2 separate regions of the Homo sapiens genome follow, and region 2 is linked to region 1. A link is an interaction called in ENCODE POLR2A ChIA-PET data of the cell type or tissue named here. Cell type or tissue: PC-9. All regions are shown on one strand. Links, peaks and the distances in the headings refer to the core of each region. The heading gives the core; the rest is flanking DNA. Region 1 holds the start of PLD6 (phospholipase D family member 6). Region 2 has its middle 66 kb from the start of TNFRSF13B.

Region 1 (2,907 bases), core at 295-2,794:
TCAGCGAGGATGCTGGGAGGCCATCCCAGAGGGGATCCGATGGGACCTTGGTCTAGGGGCCCTTGAAGGGTCTTCACCAACCTCAGCTTCTACGACTGTAAAAGCAACTCAAACAGAACTGTACTGTGCATGCCTGGAGGTCCCCAAACCTCCCGTTAAAATGACCAACACATGGGAGGACAGCTCTTGTGGCTGCCCCAAAGAGAAGGAGACATCCTCAATATGAAAACCACGTGCCCCACTCTGCTCCCACATGGCGTGCAACATGCCCCACACCACCCAGAGCAGGGAGGGACCCTGGCTGACTCTGGAGAGGCTGCTCTGAGGCCCAAGTCAACAAGAGGCTATGGCTGTGCAGAAGGAACAGCGCGGCGGTGACCACTGCCCAGCCTGGACAATTCCCAGGGCTCCACACATCTCTCGGTCACTGCGACCACCAGTATTATCAGATCCAACCGTTGCACGTGCAGGCGTGACTTTCTGGGTGCCTGAGTGATGGAGACAGAGACAGGCCCAAGAGTCTGTGAGTGCAGATACACAAAAGGCAACAGCAGGCTGGGCCGCCGAACTGGGCCAGGATGGACTGAGAATCCTCAGGTGGGACAAGGATCCCAATTATTCACATTTCCTGGTCCCTTCTGTCCCCACCCCATGAGAGAGGCGCCCCCGCCAGAAATATGTGTTCCCCTCCTTTTGCAGCTGGGAAAACAACCGAATGTCCTGGCGCTGCTTTCTAGAACATGTTCAGGTCTCCCAGAGCCCAGTGGCCTGAGATTCACTGGGCAGCAGGTGGCCGCCTCTCCCCAGAGCCCTTCAGTCTGGAAGTCCAAGCACAACCCTGGCGTCCAGCTCCCCTGCCACCAGGATCCAGGTTACCAGAGGCCGTCCGGGGATCTCCGGCAGCGTAGGAGGGCGGGCCCGGGCTGCAGCAGTCACGAAAACTCCGCCGGCGGCGCCCGAGGAGTTGCTAGGGGAATCTGCTCCGCCTCTAACCCGGCACACGCAGGCCCACCTGCTTCCAGCATGCCGGGACAGTTCACTGAGAGAACCGCCCCCACCGCGGAGGCACCGAGGGTCCGGCTCGCTTATGCCCACGCAGCCGGCTAGACCTTCTGTGGGGGCTCTGCTTTCTCCGCGTTACACCACCCCGACCCCACAAGGCCACGAGGAAAGTAAATGAGGCCTCAGCCCGTCCCCAGACCCCCTCCCCTAAGTGTCCACCTTTGCGCCTAGGACCCCGCGTGGGCCAAGCCGGCCTTCTCCGCTTGGACCCCGCCGGGCCTACCTGCCTTGCGCAGCAGACCGATTTGCGAGCCGTTGAGGGCCATGTAGTCGCAGTCGGTGACGACCCGCACTCGCACCCCACGCTGGTGCAGCAACTGCACGGCGCGGCCCAGCTGCGGGCTGGAGAAGGCGAACAGGCAGAGATCCAGGCTGGCGCGGGCGGCCAGCAGGGCACGCAGCAGGCGGCTTAGCGCGCTCTCGCCGTGGGGCAGGCCGCACGGGCAGCCCTCGGGGAGCTCGGCCAGCTCCGCGCCCGGAGCCCGCAGCAGGGCCTCGGTACAGGTCACCTGAGACGGGAAGAACAGCGCCTCGCGCCGCGGCCGCCGCCGCCTGGACCGCAGCCAGCGCAGCACCCAAGGCAGCGCCTCCAGAGTCAGAGCCAGGCCCACAGCCGCCGCGGCCGCCACCTGCCAACTCAACCGTCCCATGCCGCCGCTAATCCGGGACCCACAGCCACGCCGCCGCAGCGGAGTCTGCGCGCCCCCAGCCCTAGACCGCCAGGCCACGCCCCCGTCACGCGCCGCCAGCGGCCATGTGCCAGGCCACGCCCAGCCCCCCATGGCCACGCGCCAGGCCACGCCCTATCACGTCCTGCCAATTGCCACGCACCAGGCCACGCCCCCGTCACGCAGCGCCAACGGCCACGTGCCAGGCCACGTGCCAGGCCACGCCCAGCACCCATGGCCACACGCCAGGCCACGCCCCCGTCACGCCCCACCAACGGCCACGTGCAAGGTCACGCCCTCAGCCCCCGAGGGCCACGCGCTAGGCCGCGCCATGCCCCCACAACTGTCACGCACCAAGCTGAACCCACGCCTCCCATCAGCCCGCCCCCAACCCTCAACAGGTGACCACGCCTCCCTCCACGCGCCAGGCCACGCCCCCTGCCACAGACACCCTCCACCCCCCAACGCCAGGCTGTGCCCCCCATTTTCCTTCCAGCCAGGCGCTCGGCCACGCCCTCCAGGTTCCACCTCCCACCACGTGCCAAGCCACGTCCCCAAGCCCGCGCCACCAGGCAGCACCTGCACACCCGCGGGCCACGGGCCCTAGCACACCCGTCACCTGCCCAGGCCAGAGACCGCTCTCCGCGCTAGAAGCCACAGCAACCCCGGCTTTCCTCGCATGGAGCACAGCAGAGCTGCTCTGGAAATGTGGGGTCACACCTTCACTGTCTTCTCGGGAGCAGCTAGGCTGGGCTGGGGAATGACCTGGGAACACAGATAATCAGGGAATCAACACAGCTGGAGGCAGCATTGGAACCCAGCATACTGGAGGCGGTGTCGGCCCAGAGGTTTTTTCCTAGCCCAAGAGGTTTTTTCCAGCCGGCGTTGTTGGAAGGCCTGCCCTGCTTTAAGCATAAACAGAGGAAGAGACTAAGGCAGCCGAGGGCACTGGGCCGGGGGCATAGGGAAACGGGGCAATGTGGTGGTCTGGGCTGGATCCTGGAACCGAAAGAAGACATTCACGGAAAAACTGGTGAGAGCCAAATAAAGTCTGGAGCTTAATCGCATTGTACCAATGTCAGTTTCTTAGCTTTGACAAATGTATGAAAGGAATGTAAAAGGTTAACAAAGGAAGCTGCGTGGGGGTAAATGGATCTCTCTGTTCTATATTCGAAAC
Region 2 (2,907 bases), core at 314-2,813, 300 kb before region 1:
CTTGGTTACAGCCTCCCCAGCCCGTCAGCCATGCTGCCAAGAATACTGGAAAGAATAAAAAGCTAGAGGGAGGCGGCTGCCTGCAGGAGGTTTAGCATAAAGGAAATAGGAATGGTAACAGGAAATTGAAGAAAACAGTTAAAAAGAGCATTCATTCAAGAATGACCCCACTGATGCCACCTGTGCTGTCCCCCACCTGACAGAAATGGACCGAGGCAGCTGCCAGAGTGGATATGCAAAGGCAATTCACGTGTTCATTAGTGCCCTTTTATGATGTAACCTAGTCATAATGAGATTGCGGGGAAGAGATAGAAAATAAGATGTTTCCAATCTTGATCATAAGAATAGTATTTCCTGCTGGCGTGATTGTGTGTGTGTGTGTGTGTGTGTGTGTGTGTGTGTGTGTGAATATTTTGGATTAGCTTTCAAAATATTTTACATTTGATGAAACCCAAAACTCATTTTGCCTGGAGTAATTTTTATTCATTGTTAAATCTCTGTAAAATTAGAAATATAAATATGTGTCTGGTTTATTTACTCTTCACAAAATATGGTGTCTAGACCTGTTTGTTTATGATGCCTCTTAGGCTCGTTCTCTCTGAGTTAGGAAGCCAAAAAAAAGTGGTGAAAGTCAGATGGTTCATAGTCTTTTTGAAAACCAGTAGCCATGTGCATTTTACTTAAAATGACTTTCTTTTTACCTCACCAAAGTACAGCATGATAGGTTATGTTCAATCCCTGTCGCTCTCCGTGTGTGTGTACATATGTATGTATTTTTAGATTGAGGGGGTACATGTGCAGGTTTGTTAGACTGCGATATTGTGTGATGCTGAGGTTTGGGGTACAGTTGATCCCATCACTCAAGTAGTGAGCATAGTATACGATGGTTAGCGTTTCAGGCCTTGTCCCCGACCCTGCCTCACCCCTTTCAGAGTCCCCAGTGTCTGTTGTTCCCGTCTTGTGTCTCTGTGTCTCTATGTTTAGCTCCCATTTATAAGTGAGAACATACAGTATTGGGTTTTTTGTTCCTGCCTTAGTTTGCTTAAGATAATGGTCTCCAGCTGCATCTGTCTTGCTGCCAAGGACATGGTTTCCTTCTTTTTTTATGGCTGTGTAGTATTTCATCATGTATATGTACCGTATTTTCTTTATCCAGTCTATCATTGATGGGTATTTAGGTTCATTCCATGTCTTTGCTATTGTGACTAGTATTGGAATGAACATATGGAGTGCACATGTCTTTTTGGTACAATTATTTGTTTTCTTTTGGGTACATATCCAATGAGATTGCTGGGTCAAATGGTAGCTCTGTTTGAAGATCTTTGGGAAATCTCCAAACTGCTTTCTACACTGGCTAAACTAATTTACATTTCCACCAACAGTGTATAAGTGCTCCCTTTTCTCTACAGTCTCATCAGCATCTGTTATTTGTTTGACTTTTTAGTAGCCATTCTGACTAATGTGAGAAGGCATCTGATTGTGGTTTTGATGTGCATTTCTCTGGTGATGAGTGATGATCAGCATTTTTTCATACGTTTGTTGGCCACTTGTATGTCTTCTTTTGAAAAATGTCTATTCATGTCCTTTGCCCATTTTTTAATGGGGTTATTTGTTTTTTGCTTGTTGATTTAAGTTTTTGCTATAGATTCTGGATATTAGATACATCGTTTGTGAATATTTCTCCCATTCTGTAAGTTGTCTATTTACTCTGTTGATAGTTTTCTTTGCTGTGCAGAAGCTCTTTAGTTTAATTAGATTCCACCTCTTTTGGTTGTTATTGCAATTGCTTTTGGGGACTTAACCAAAAATTCTTTGCCAAGGCCAATGTCGAGAAGGGTATTTCCTAGGTTTTCTTCTATAATTTTAATAGTTTGAGGTCTTGCATTTTTATTTTTTATTTTTTATTTTTTTTGAGATGGAGTCTCACTCTGTCCCCCAAGCTGGAGTGCAGTGGCGCGATCTCAGCTCACTGCAAGCTCCGGCTCCTGGGTTCACGCCATTCTCTTGCCTCAGCCTCCTGAGTAGCTGGGACTACAGGCGCCCGCCACCATGCCTGGCTAATTTTTTTTGTTTTTAGTAGAGACGGGGTTTCACTATGTTAGCCAGGATGGTTTCAATCTCCTGACCTCGTGATCTGCTCGCTTCGGCCTCCCAAAGGTCTTACGTTTAAATCTTTAATCCATCTTCAGTTAGTTTTTTTATGTGGTGAAAGGTAGGTGTCTAGTTTCATTCTTGTGCATATGGCTAACCAGTTATCTCAGTATCAATTTCTGAATAGGAAGTCCTTTCCCCATTGCTTGTTTTTGTTGAAGATCAGATAACTGTAGGTATGCAGCTTTATCTCAGTTCTCTATTCTATTCCAAAGATCTATGTGTCTGGGTTTTATACTAGCAACATGCTGTTGTGGTTTCTGTAGAGTTATAGTATAGTTTGAATTCCAGTAGTATGATGCCTCCAGCTTTTTTGTTCTTGCTTAGGACTGCTTTGGCTATTCAGGGTCCTTTTTAGTTCCATATGAATTTCAAAATAGTTTTTTCTAAATCTGTGAAGAGTAGTTTGATGGGAATAGCATTGAATCTGTAAAGTGCTTTGGGCAATATGGCCACTTTAATGATATTGATGCTTCCGATTCATGATCATGGAATATTTTTCCACTTATTTGTGTCATCTCTGGTTTCTTTCAGCCTCCTTCCATATATTAATCCAATAATGAACTTGTGTTCAGGGACCTGTTCAGCTCCAGTTAATATTGTAGGTGCTGGGGTTTCCACAGTGAATGAAACAGGCAACAGTCCCTGCTCTCATGGAACTTACATTGTCATTGGGTCTGGCAGTTAACTGAAATAGAAGGTAACATATGTACCATATTTGAAGGGGATATTACTGTGGAGAGAAATAAAGCAGGG

Evidence for each region. ChIA-PET counts read pairs that join two places held together with the same protein. Peaks named below come from ENCODE experiments on the same cell type or tissue, not always from the same donor. Only the 100,000 strongest peaks of a DNase experiment are listed, where the experiment ranks them.
Region 2: POLR2A ChIA-PET joins it to region 1 with 12 read pairs; 2 of 35 experiments call an interaction of 5 or more read pairs at or near these places.

What each region holds. Positions count from the first base shown.
Region 1 is chr17:17,204,575-17,207,481 of GRCh38, forward strand. It overlaps PLD6 (phospholipase D family member 6), which reads right to left and starts at 1,759. Exons shown (of 2, transcript NM_178836.4): 1 at 1,286-1,759. The coding sequence starts at 1,712. RefSeq lists enhancers at 778-897, 1,953-2,792 and silencers at 1,418-1,537, 1,558-1,607, 1,728-1,977, 2,018-2,067. In PC-9, for the core only: no CTCF peak of the experiment used is centred there; DNase peaks (open chromatin) are centred at 937 and 1,677; H3K4me3 peaks cover 1,978 bases; H3K27ac peaks cover 1,557 bases.
Region 2 is chr17:16,904,557-16,907,463 of GRCh38, forward strand. No RefSeq gene overlaps it. Among named protein-coding and RNA genes, the nearest start is that of TNFRSF13B, 66 kb to the right of the region's middle. In PC-9, for the core only: no CTCF peak of the experiment used is centred there; DNase peaks (open chromatin) are centred at 1,465 and 2,295; H3K27ac peaks cover 1,970 bases.